Linked DNA regions of Homo sapiens: region 1 is linked to region 2. Evidence: read pairs that join two places in POLR2A ChIA-PET (ENCODE). Cell type or tissue: OCI-LY7. All regions are shown on one strand. Each heading gives the region's core, and the rest is flanking DNA. Links, peaks and the distances in the headings are about the cores only.

What was found. ChIA-PET counts read pairs that join two places held together with the same protein. Peaks named below come from ENCODE experiments on the same cell type or tissue, not always from the same donor. Only the 100,000 strongest peaks of a DNase experiment are listed, where the experiment ranks them.
Region 1: POLR2A ChIA-PET joins it to region 2 with 7 read pairs; 17 of 35 experiments call an interaction of 5 or more read pairs at or near these places.

Annotation. Positions count from the first base shown.
Region 1 is chr12:6,676,734-6,683,459 of GRCh38, forward strand. ZNF384 (zinc finger protein 384) reads right to left here. Exons shown (of 12, transcript NM_001385745.1): 3 at 2,722-2,792; 4 at 2,213-2,450; 5 at 1,930-1,977; 6 at 1,394-1,727; 7 at 434-526. The coding sequence starts at 2,787. Among named protein-coding and RNA genes, the nearest start is that of ZNF384, 9.3 kb to the right of the region's middle. In OCI-LY7, for the core only: no CTCF peak of the experiment used is centred there; no DNase peak of the experiment used is centred there.
Region 2 is chr12:6,808,638-6,815,363 of GRCh38, forward strand. It overlaps CD4 (CD4 molecule), which reads left to right. Exons shown (of 10, transcript NM_000616.5): 4 at 5,505-5,663; 5 at 6,122-6,355. Among named protein-coding and RNA genes, the nearest start is that of GPR162, 9.8 kb to the right of the region's middle. In OCI-LY7, for the core only: no CTCF peak of the experiment used is centred there; a DNase peak (open chromatin) is centred at 4,134; H3K4me3 peaks cover 515 bases.

The DNA.
Region 1 (6,726 bases), core at 1,213-6,212, 130 kb before region 2:
TATGAACTGATATATAAGAGAATGCCTTTAAATGAATCAAACTTGTCAGGTACCTTTATAATATGATATGATGGAAACATTTTCCAGGAACACTTTTATTGTATAAAGTGGGGTACACCTGTAATAATAAAGCTGCAATGAACTTTTGGATTATGAGCTGGAATTCTGCAGTGCTCAATTCTGCATAGCAACACTCCTCTCATTTTCATTTATAAAGAGCGGTTTAAACACTCTGTAGGCTACTCTCCATAGTAGAACTATACAACACAAATAAAAATAAATGCTAAATAACTAATTTCTTAACTTTCTTTTGAAGTTCCCAACATTTCAAATCTTATCTGATATATACTCCCAACAAACGGGAGGCATAAACAGAATTATCCCCATTTTACAGATGAGGAAACTGAGGCCCAGAGAGGGGAAAAGGACTTGCCCAGGGTCACACAGCAAATTCGTGGTGGAGCCGGGAACTGAATCCATGAGCCCAAGGCTCTGTCCATTTCCTGTGCCGCAGTTCCCTTCGCTCCTAAAATGGGAACAACATTGCCCATCTGGGTACACTAAGGAACTAAGGACAGACCCAGACTCCCAGCCATGCACATCTGCCCCTGTCTATATCAAAGCTGTGACAGTAGTTATCCCACTCTATACAGTGCTACCAAACTCCCCAAACCCACTAGGGCACGTGACAGTTCTCAAAGGGATTAAAAGATGTTCAACTTTCAAAGGGCAGGGAGTTTACTTATGTAATTATTTTTGTAGAGTATCACATGCAAATACGCATATAATGCTTTTTGGTAAAGGGGAACTTAGAGGAAGTGGAGAATCAAAATGACTTTCATAAATTAGAAAGTGAGCAAAGTCATTCTTTAAGTACATATTCCAAAGGGGGAGGCATCCTATTCCTCCTACCTTCTTATGAAGGCCCCTCCCATCATCCCAACCATGCAGGGTAAGGCAGGCTCAGTGTTCAAATGCGACCCAGGAACTGGTGGATGGCACATAGGTTAGGTGCTTACTAGAAAGGTTTCTTAGAAAAATAGGAATGGAATATGTAGAAAGCAAAAAGGAGCTGCAGCCAAGAGTCTCAAACCCAGCATAAAGCCTTATTACAAGAGAGAAATTCTACTCTGTTACTAAAAAATTAGTCAGTGTTAACGACCCCCAAAACAAGGGTTAAAAAAAGGAAAGGGTGAAATGGGTCTTTGCATCCTAACACGATGCTAGCAGCTCTGCCTCCTATCCTATGATGGGACACCTGACATGCAAGTGGCTCAGAGCTGGGAAGCTGTCAGAGTGTAGCGCCTGACCGGGGCAGAACACAATGAGGGTACAGGGAGAATCACCAAGCCAGGGATCCTCGCCCCATCCTGCCCCTGGCTCTGAGTCTTACCTGTAGGTCTTGCCGTCTTTCTGATGGTCATCATCATCCTCAGGGGAGAGGACATAAGGGTCATTCATCTCGGGCAGCCCTGATTCCAGCATCCGCTTCTTCTTCCGGCCCCGGGGTGGCTTAGGAGCCACACTGCCACCTCCACCACCACCTCCGCCTCCTTCCTCGGTTAGGGTCGATGCTACCTTCTTGGAGAGGTCAGGGACAACCTGCAGGGCTTGTGAGCCAGGGGGAAGAGCTGAGACAATCATGGGAGCCGAAATGGGGAAGGTCTGAGCTGATGATGCTGTGGTCACAAGAGAGCCTGAGGGGGACGTGATTACCAAACCCGGACCTAGGATTGGGAGAAAAAGGAGATGGCGTCATGTTGTTCAGTCCTGATCCTAATCCTATTTCATTTCCCCCAGATCATTGTCTAATTAACCCCTCACCCCCCCGCCGACCCAACCCAGAGTACACAGGAAATCCCAAACCCTGTAGAAAAATAATGGTCTCCTAACCCTTGTCCCCACCCCCCTGGTAACAGTGAGATTTACCCCTTGATTGACTCCCTTCTCTTCTCCACCTCTGAGAACAGGAGACTCCTTGATTCAGAGAAGGAAAGAATGTCACCTCCTCAAAGGCAGGGACCGCATCTTCTACTTCTTTGTATCCCCCACAATGCCTAGCACATTGCTAGGCACACAGTAGGCACTTAATAAAAATTTGATTGAATAATCAAACACATATCCCACTCCCCATGTCCTTGGAGCCCTCCAGCCTGGGGTACTGATCATGGAAGATCAACACCTCAGATTGGAGAAGAGCAGAGTTGCTCACCAGCAGTCATCAGTCCTGTAGACGGCACAGGGACCACCGTGATATTCTGGGTAACGGACGCTTGGCTGTGTGGGGTCAGCTGGTCTGACTTGGACTCTGTGTCCATACTGATGCCTGAGGGCAGGGACACTGAGGCAGGCACTGTCAGCAAGGTGGGGTAGTGAGGTGGGGCCAGACCACAGCCCTTCTCTGGCAACAGCTGATCCTTCATCTTGTTGATGAACATTGTGTTCTCGATCTAAGAGAAAAGGAAGGGGACGGGAGCACCCTCTTCAGCCTGAGAGGCTGATTCTGCTTGCTCGTGAGCACACTTCAGTGTCTGTCCTCCTTAGGGATCAAGGATGAGCACTTCATACCTCTGGCCTTCTAGAGAGAAGCCCAGGCAGAAACACTAGATAATTCTCAGGGGTGGGGGACCCAGTAAAACAGCATGTGGTGTACCTTCAGTCTCCATAGTAACAGAACTTACTACTGAGACTTGGAGAGAGCAAGAAAGCAACACCACTTACCTGACCTGAGACTGTGGGGATAGAAGGCCAGAAGTACGGGTTAGAATTGAAGTGAGATTCTTCCATTCTACCTGAAGAAAAAATGAGAGAACATGTCACACTCAGGAATTACTCAGAAAAAGCTAAGCAATGGAGAAGGGGAACTGAAGAGTTCCTGGTCTCCTCTGGCACCTGATCACATGGCTGGGGACTGGCAGTCAAGACTTAGTGTCTAGCACATTAGTCCCTTGGTCAGAGCCCCTTGTCACTGTATCCCCATCCAACAGAGGCTATCCTACTTCATGACTGTGAAAGAACTTATACGTATCACATTTACTCACACAATGTTATTCATGCCCCCTAAAGAAAAACTGGTATTACTTTCCTTTGCTGGCAAAAAGAAACTGAGCTCACGAGAGGGGAGATGATGTAGCTAAGGTCACAAAAAACAAATCACTGACTGACTTGAAAACGGCCAGGTGCCAGTACCTAGCATGACTCCTCTTTCTCTTATTCTTCAAAACTATATTCCTTGAAATAGAAATTTTAGTTTTTCTGTTTTTGAGACAGGGTCTTACTCTGTCACCCAGGCTACACTGCAGTGGCACAATCATAGCTCACTGCAGCCTCAATCTTCCAGGCTCAGCCTCCCAGGGAGCTAGGCCTACAGGCCGTGTGACACTATGCCAGACTAATTTCTTTTTTCTTTAAAGTAGAGACACGGTTTTTCCATGTTGCCCAGGCTGGTCTTGAACTCCTAGGCTCAAGGGATCAGCCCACCTTAGTCTCCCAAAGTGCTGGGATTACAGGCGTGAACCACTGTGCCCAGCCAATAAAAATTTCAAGAGTTCCAACCAATATGTCTACAGTTCTGTGTAGTTTGAGAAGGTTCCAGGCCAGAACACAATACGACTAAGAAAATTAAAAAATGAAGACTGGGCATGGTGGCTCACACCTGTAATCCCAGCACTTTGGGAGGCTGAGGCAGGTGGATCATTTGACCTCAGAAGTTCGAGACCAGGCTGACCAACATGGTGAAACCCCATCTCTACTAAAAATACAAAATTAGCTGGGCGTGGTGGCACATGCCTGTGATCCCAGCTATTTGGGAGGCTGAGGCAGGAGAACTGCTTGAACCGGGAGGCGGAGGTTTCAGTAAGCTGAGATCGCGCCACTGCACTCTAGCCTGCGGAACAAGAGCAAAATTCCGTCTCAAAAAAAAAAAAAAAATCAGAATCAAAACATATTTTGAGTACCAACTACTATCTGAAGACCACACCCCACCAATCCCACCAAGGTCTAAGAACACCCACGGTGCTACACTGGGCACCACACATGCCGCGCTGAGCAGTGAGAATCAAAGCACTTCTAGTTTTAGAAAGTGTCCTGGCACTAGTAGTAACCCAGGTTTCCAAAGGGATGCAGAATAGGCATGATAGTAGGCCAGAATACACACACAGTGCCAGACTCCTGCTTCCTATTTCTCAAAAACTGTGCTTCCGGCTGGGCATGGTAGCTCACGCCTGTAATCCTAGCACTTTGGGAGGCCAAGACAGGCGGATCCCCTGAGGTCAGGAGCTCGAGACCAGCCTGGCCAACATGGTGAAACCCCATCTCTACTAAAAGTACAAGAAATTAGCCGGGGCATGGTGGCGCATGCCTGTAATCCCAGCTACTTGGGAGGCTGAGGCAAGAGAATTGCTTGAACCCAGGAGGCGGAGGTTGCAGTGAGCCAAGATTGCGCCATTGCCTGGGCAACAAGAGTGAAACGCCATCTCAAAAAAAAAAAAAAAAAACTTTCTGAGAAACAAGAAGAAAAGTAACCCCTCCGAATCATGCCAACAAATAACAGATGGGTACAGAACACAGGCATCCCACCACCCAGTTTCACATTCTGATCACTTCTCCTGGCAAGGTTTAATTGGCAGTATGTTGGTCAAGAGTAGCTTCCCAAAATCCTGGACCAGCAAAGATAGAGCCCCACAAAAGGCAAATAAGAGAGTGTGAGACTGGTGAAATGGGGAAACGAGTAACAAAAAAAGTACATAAATACACAGTATTACCAGGCTGCTACTCTGAGCAAAGCACAACCAAGGTTCAGGTGGGGAAGACCCGTGACAGGCAAGTTGACCCACTGAGGATACACTGGAGGCAAACACTAAGATACTGAGAGCTAAAGGGTAGGCTGGGCACAGAAACTCAGTTTTAAGTACTAAGGAAACAGGGAAGGATCTTCAACAAAGGCGCCGAAGCTGAAAATTACTCTAACATAACTCTGTTCCTTATCCTTTTATAGAAAACATCACTTTTTTTGTTCTATTAAACAGCACCCCCAATTTTCATAAAATCTATAAAGGGAAAAACTGTATTTCAGCCTTTTTAAAAAGTAGCGAGGGTGCAATGTACCAAATCTGTGACTACAACAGCTTCACATAAACAGGCTCGCTATTAAATGACCAAAGATCAAGTATACATCAATTCTGTTTTCTGAGTTATAAAACACAATAAAACTAATCAGTATCTGATACAGGTACTAACTTGGTCCTTCCAGCCATAGCTTTACAAAGGGGTCTTACGGCTGAGTGTGGTGGCTCATGCTTGTAATCTCAACACTTTGGCAGGCCTACGCAGGAGGATCACTTGAGGTCTGGAGTTTGAGACCAGGCTAAGCAATATATTTGAGACCGTGTCTCTAAAAAAAAAAAAATTGAAAAAAAAAAAAGAAAAAGAAAAAAAAAGAGGTGAGTGCGGTCGTGCATACCCATAATCCTAGGTATTTGGAAGGCTGAGGTGGGAAAACTGCTTGAGCCCAGGAGTTCAAGACTGCAGTGAGCTATGAACACACTACTGTACTCTAACCTGGGTAACAGAGCAAGACCCCAACTCCAAAACAAAACAAAACAAAACAAAACAAAACAAAACAAAACAAAACAAAACAAAACATGCAAGTTGCGGTGGCTCATGTGTGTAATCCCAGCGCTTTGAGAGGCTGAGGTGGACAGATTGCTTGAGTCCACCAGCATAGGCAACATGGTGAAACCCTATCTCTACAAAAAATACAAACATTTGCCAGGCATGGTGGCAGGTGCATGTAATCCCAGCTACTTGGGAGGCTAAGGCAGGAGAATCATTTAAGCCCGAGAGGCAGAGGCTGAAGTCAGTAGAGATTGCAGTCCAGTCTGGGTAACAGAGAGAAACCCTGTCTCAAAAACAAACAAAAAACAAAACAAAGCAAAGATGGGAGTCTCACGTTTTCAGGCAACAGAATCAAGATACAATCAGATCACAGTTTAAGAGAATTCAATCTTGCCAAACTTTTTGGGAAGGAGCAATCACATCTTTTACATCTGTATCTTACAAATATCCCCAACATACGACTTTATCACCTAAGACACAATTACATATTTAATGAATTGAACAACGGTAGACTACCTACATATAGATTTTGCAGACAATGCTAGGGGTTCAAGTCTCAATGCATAATCCCTGTCTAACCTTCTAGTGGAAAGAAATGACAGACAAGAGATAAGAGTGGTGATAAATGGTGGGAATTAAGTAGAGAATTAAGATGGAGAGAATGGGTGTGGTGGCTCATGCCTGTAATTCCTGCACTTTGGGAGGCTGAGGCAGGTGGATCACTTGAGGTCAGGACTTTGAGACCAGCCTGGTCAACATGGTGAAACCCCATCTCTACTAAAAATACAAAAATTAGCCAGGCATGGTGGCACACGCCTGTAATCCCAGCTACTCAGGAGGCTGCGGCAGGAGAATTGCTTGAACCCAGGAGGTGGAGGTTGCAGCGAGCCGAGATCTAACCACTGCACTGCAGCCTGGGCAACAGAGCAAGACTGTCTCAAAAAAAAAATAAAATAAAATAAAAAAGATTAAAAATAATAATTAGGAGGGAGAATAAACGAAAGAAAGGGCCAATGTATAATTTTCCCAAAAGAATCAAGGAAGTTGGCTGGGTGTGGTGGCTCATGCCTGTAATCCTAACACTTTGGGAGGGCGAGGTAGGTGGGTCAC
Region 2 (6,726 bases), core at 1,012-6,011:
TGTAAGTTATTTGTAAATATTGGTTTTGGTGCTAACCTAGAATTCCATCAAATTAATTGTCCCCTAATATATGGCCATTATCATTTTGTCTAACATTGTATCCTATTAACAATGCTGTAAGTATTATTTTTGTAGCTAAATTATGGTTTGCATTTTAAAATTATTGTTTTAAGGATAAAGTTCCAGAAATGAAATTAAGGATATGAACTTTTTGAGCACATCTTGTCAGCACTGAGTAGTATTATTTAAAACTTTTGGGGGGGGCAATTTTATAATTGAAAAATATATCATTGTTTTAATTTGCATTTCTTTCACTGCCTATGAGATTAAAACAATGCACTACTTTCCAAAAATTCTTAAGTCTTTTGTGTTGATGCTTTTGTTCTGTTTCTATGGATCTCATCTTCCTTCAGAACAGCTCCCCTTCCCAACTTCCTGATTTCTAACAATAACAGTATCACCCTCCTTGTTCTCCCAATTTCTGAAACACAGAGTCATGTTTTTTTCTCTGCTTCAATCCCTGGTTTCCTATCGTCATCAATTATGACCTTTCCTTGCTTTGAAAGTGTTTTGGGCCGGGCATGATGTCTGCCACCTATTGTAATCCTAGCACTTTGGGAGGCTGAGGCGGCTGGATGACTTGACCTGAGGATTTCGAGACCAGCCTGGGCAACAGGGCGAAACCTCGTCTCTACAAAAAATACAAAAGTTAGTCGGGAGTGGTGGCACATGCTTGTAGTCCCAGTTACTTGGGGGGCTGAGGTGGCAGGATCTCTTGAGCCCACGAGGTAGATGTTGCAGTGAGCCGTGATTGCGCCACTGCACCCCAGCCTAGGTGACAGAGTGAGACCCTGTCTCAAAAAAAAAAAAATGTTCTAGTTTCTTCCTCTTCTTTGTTCCCATGGGAATGCCACCATCACCAGCCAAGGCTCACATACCTCCCACCTGGATTACAGTGAGCTTCCAGGTAATTTGGTCTGCTACTAGTCTCGCCTACTTGGATTTCCCTTCCCCCTGCTGCAGCATTGCCTTCCAAAGCCATGCTTTGCACATGCCACATCCTAGCCCATTAGACTAAGCCTAGAAGCCTCTGCAGGACGTTCACCCTCTCAGCGCCACTGCTCAGTTTCCCAGTGGAAACCTCTGCACCCAGGAGGTTTCCCCACAGCTTGCCTGTGCTGCCTCTCTGGAGCTTTTCTCCCTTCCTGTAATGTCCTTGCTGCTCCCCGTCTCTAGTCCATTGCCTATACCTCTTTTTTTTTTTTTTTTTGAGATGGAGTCTCTCTCTCTCATCCAGGCTGGAGTGCAGTGGCGCGATCTCGGCTCACTGCAACCTTTGTCTCCTGGGTTCAAGGGATTCTCCTGCCTCAGCCTCCCGAGTAACTGGGATTACAGGCGTGCACCACCATTCCTGGCTAATTTTTGTATTTTTAGTAAAGACTGGGTTTCACCATGTTGGCCAGGCTGGTCTTGAACTCCTGCCCTCAGGTGATCCACCTGCCTCGGCCTCCCAGAGTGCTGGGATTACAGGCGTGAGCCACCGCACCTGCCACAGGCCCATACCTCTTTTAAGTCTTCATTCAATACCAGTTGTCCCATGAATTTGTCCCAGACTCACTCATATGCTTAGACCTTTCATATTATCTTGCCATAGCTTTTTCAAAGTATGGGACAGCATGGACAAGCAGGCCATGGTTTTCTTTTGAAGAGAAGCAAGGAGGCAGAGTTATTTTAGGAGGAGGGTTATACATTTCATTTTGAACCAATTGCGTTTGGGGTGATGGCAGGATATTAACATAAACTTATTTCTTGGACCATTGGAAATGTGTGCCTAGAACTGAGGAGAGAGGTCAGGGCTGGCAGTAACAACTTGGCCACAATCTGCAGAGCTGACTGGGGATGAGGTGGAATTTAGAATGTCTGTAGAAACGGGGAAGAGAACCAAAGACAGAGTCTGGGACAACACCTAAATGTAGATGTCAGAGCAAGAGTTCAAGACGAAGAAAAACGAATCATACTTAGAAATGGAGGGGAGGAACAAAAGAGGCGGAGCAAAGTGGGGCAGAACCAGAGTAGGCCACGCTTTTAAGAAGTTTGGTAAAGGAACTGTGAAAGGAATGTAGTTGAATTTCAGGGTAAGCTGGGGAATTAAAGCAGTGTGTAGATCCAGGGCAAACAGCAAGTAGGGCAGGAACCACTGAAGGAACAAATAAAGGGGGAGGTTGGGTCCAGGTTGTCTTGAGTAGGGAAGTTTTTTTAAAAAGTGTGAAACTGAAGGTGTGGGGTGGATTGGGTGCCTGCCGTGCTCTGAGGAAGCTTGGGGCAACTGTGTGCTGAGGCTGTGAGGTTGTCTGGAAGGGGCTCCTGGACAGTAAGAGCTGAGCAGTGGGGAAGAGGACTGTGTGGTCTGGAAGAGGAGAGAAAGGAGAGTGAGTGACTGAACTGGTATCCAGGCTCCCACACCAAGGCAGAAAGAGGGAGAGGACCTGGGCATCTCAGGGAGGCAGAGGCAGTACCAAGCAGGGTGAGAGGCTTTAGTCTTAGCCACCTTTGCCCCATTCCTCCAAATATACATTCTAAGTAAAAACAAAACAAAACAGAACTGTTTGCTATGTAAATTTAGCTTCTAAAGCCCTGTTCTACAGAGATTTTGGAGCTTCCACTGCACCCAGAAAATGCACAGCTAAAGAGAAAACTTCCCTTGGTGATGGTTATTAGATTTTACAAGAAGAGGCCAAAGGAGACACATACTTATGCCAGAAGAACTTTCCAGAGATAGCATTGCATAGCGAAATAGCCTGAATTATTTTTATTTTTTAAAACATTTTTTCTTTTCTTTTTTCTTTTCTTTTTCTTTTTTTTTTTTTTTTTTTGAGACAGAGTCTCACTCTGTCACCCAGGCTGGAGTGCAGTGGCGTGATCTTGGCTCACTGCAATCTCCACCTCCCGGGTTCAAGCCATTCTCCTCCCTCAGCCTCCCAAGTAGCTGGGATTACAGGCATGCGTCACTATGCTCTGGCTAATTTTTTTTTTCTTTTTTTTTTTGGTATTTTTAGTAGAGATGGGGTTTCACCATGTTGGCCAGGCTGGTCTTGAACTCCTGACCTCAAGTGATCCACCGCCTTGGCCTCCCAAAGTGCTGGGATTTCAGGCGTGAGCCACCGCACCCGGCCAAAAATTTCTTTTCTTTAAGATGAGGCCTCACTCTGTTGCCCAGGCTGGAGTGCAGTGTTACAATCATAGCTCACTGTAACTTTGAACTCCTGGGCTCAAGTGATCCTCCTGCTTCAGCCTCTCAAGTAGCTGGGATTACAGGCATGTGCCACCACACCCAGCTAATTTTTTTTAAAATAATTTTTTTTAGAGACGAGGGTCTCGATTGGCTGCCTAGGTTGGTCCCAGACTCCTGACGGGCTGCATTTTAATCCTAGCTCCACCACTTACGGGAGTCAAAATTCAAAAGATAGAAAAGGGCATATAGGCTGGGTGCAGTGGCTCACACCTGCAATCCCAGCAATTTGGGAGGCTGAGGTGGGCGGGTTGCTTGAGGTCAGGAGTTCGAGATCAGCCTGGGCAACATGGCAAAACTTGTATCTACTAAAAATACAAAAATTAGCCAGATGTGGTGGTGTACACCTGTAATCCCAGCTACTCCGAAGGCTGAGGCAAGAGAATCCCTTGAACTCAGGAGGCAGAGGTTACAATGAGCAGAGATCGAACACTCGACTCCATAAAAACAAACAAACAAAAAAAGAAAGCAGGCTGGGTGTGGTGGCTCACGCCTGTAACCCCAGCACTTCGGGAGGCCAAGGCGAGCGGATCACCTGAGGTTGGGCATTCGAGACCAGCCTGACCAACAAGGAGAAACCCTGTCTCTACTGAAAATACAAAATTAGCCGGGCTTGGTTGCGCATGCCTGTAATCTCAGCTACTCGGGAGGCAGAGGCAAGATAATTGCTTGAACCCGGGAGGCGGAGGTTGCGGTGAGCCAAGATCATGCCATTGCACTCCAACCTGGGCAACAATAGCGAAACTCCATCTCAAAAAAAAAAAAGCAAAGGGCATATAGTGAAAAGCTTTCTTCCTACACATGAGTATTCACTTCCTCTTCCTAGAGGCAACCAAGGTTATTTTTGTGTGTGTGTGTGTGTGTGTGTGTGTGTGTGTGTGTTTTGGGACAGTCTCACTCTCTCACCAAGGCTGGAATGCAGTGGTGCGATCTCACTGCAAACTCTGCCTCCCAGTCTCAAGCGATCTTGTGCCTCAGCCTCCCAGTTTTTTTTTCTTTTAAATGGGGTCTCATTCTGTCGCCCAGGGTGGAGTGCAGTGGCATGATCATAGCTCACTGCAGCCTCGACCTCCTGGGTCAGGTTATCCTCCCACCTCAGCCTCCGGCATAGCTGGGGCTACTGGCATGCACCACCACACTCAGTTAATTTTTTTTCTTTTTTGAGACAGAGTCTCACTCTGTCACCTAGACTGGAGTGCAGTGGTGCCATCTCATTTGTTTCACTGCAACCTTTGACTTCTGGGCTCAAGTGATTCTCCCACCTCAGCCTCCCAAGGCGGCTAATTAAAAAAAATTTTTTTTTTTTTTTTTTTAGAGATGGGGTTTCGCCATGTTGCCCAGGCTGATCTCGAACTCCTGGGCACAAACAATCTTTCCACCTCGATCTTTCAAAGAGCTGGGATGAGAGATTTCCACCATGCCTGGCCTCATTTTCTTTTTTAATTTTTTTTTAGACATTATAGCTCTTTTTAATGGCCTCATTTTCTTATGTTTAATTCGAGAATTATTCTTTTCATATACAAAGAATATATTTTCTCCACCTTTAAAAACAAATAGTAGACTGTTTAACATCTCGCTTTATTCAGTTAGTGATGTTTCTTAGATACGGGTCCAAATTAGTACACAAAGCACTTCCTCATTCCTCTCTTACGGCTGCATAGCAGTCCACTGAATGGGTGAGCTATGATCTATTTAACCTATTCTTTATTGATGGACATTTGGTTTTGTATATACATTTGTAATTCTGTATAGATTACAAATCACCATCCAAAGAAATTGTACTGGTTTATTCTCCTACAATGTGTGAGAGTTGGGTAATTACTTAATCTCAATATGTGAGAGTTTAGGCAGTTACCTAATCTCTCTGAGTCTCAGTTTCTCTATCTGCAAAATAAACAAAACAGTGTTGACAGTATCTATTTCTCGGAATTATTGTGGAGATTACTGAGATGATGCCTGTAAAGTATTTGGCATGTAGGAGTTGGTGCTCTCCAAATAAGGATATGATTTTATTTGTATTTGTGAGCTACTGTCCCAGCCAGGTAAATGGATATGATGAGACCTCCTTGCCAGACCGGGTTTCTCTGATTAGAACGAGGAGCAGATGTTGCAGGAAATTAGCAACTGATATCAGAAGAGCCGTGGGCATTCTCTTGCCAGAGGTGCCCTGTCTCCAGGGCGCCTCAGTCCCCCCCCATATGTCTTCTGCTCCCAGGTCCATCCAAGCTGAATGATCGCGCTGACTCAAGAAGAAGCCTTTGGGACCAAGGAAACTTTCCCCTGATCATCAAGAATCTTAAGATAGAAGACTCAGATACTTACATCTGTGAAGTGGAGGACCAGAAGGAGGAGGTGCAATTGCTAGTGTTCGGATGTGAGTGGGGCAGGTGGGGATGAGGATACCTCCTGCCTGGTTCCCTTCCCCACTACTCCCACCCCTGCACCAAATCCAGCCTGAGCTGGTGATACCGCAGCAGCCCCAAGAGGACCAGGCTGTCAAACTGGCCTCCAAATGTCTTAAAACCCTTCTTGATCAGGTGAGGGATGCTGGTGGGCGGAGGAGGGAAGAGGCCTTGGGAAAAGGAAAGAAAAGGGAAGGAGGCAAGGGAAGGAGGGAGAGAGACTGGGGAAGAGAGGATGAGGGGAGAGGAGGAAAGAAGAGAGAGAGGAGGGGAGAGGGAAACCCTATCTTGGCTGGGGGTGCGCAGCTGGGTGCTGGGAGGAAGGAGATGTTGGGACGGCGATAATGGAGAGATGTTGTTGGTTTCCTGTTGTCTGCCCTTCTCCTTGGGGATGGTATGTGTGTGACACAGCTGGCCTTTCCCTCCACAGTGACTGCCAACTCTGACACCCACCTGCTTCAGGGGCAGAGCCTGACCCTGACCTTGGAGAGCCCCCCTGGTAGTAGCCCCTCAGTGCAATGTAGGAGTCCAAGGGGTAAAAACATACAGGGGGGGAAGACCCTCTCCGTGTCTCAGCTGGAGCTCCAGGATAGTGGCACCTGGACATGCACTGTCTTGCAGAACCAGAAGAAGGTGGAGTTCAAAATAGACATCGTGGTGCTAGGTAAGGGAAGCCCCTCTTCGCGCAGTCTCCTCCCTGCCCCAGGGGCTGACAGCCCCTCCCTCTGCTCTGACTGCCCTGTTTCTGGTTCTGGTGCTGGGAGGTCAGGAGTGGAGAAGACTAGGTCCCCTAGAGCTGAGGCCTGTCTTGAAGGACTCACTGGGGCCCTCATCCTCAGGGGGCTGATTGGCAGCCACCCCTCAGTGTGGTGGACATGGAGAAAGGAAAGGCTGGGGAAGGTAAGGATGCTAGAGGCCCGAGTCTCCTTTGGAGGCCCCAAAGGAGGAATGTCAGGGAGCTTACTTTCTTTGTTGCCTCAGCTCCACACCCCTACCAAGTTGGCAAATCCACTTACTCAGGGACACTAACACCAG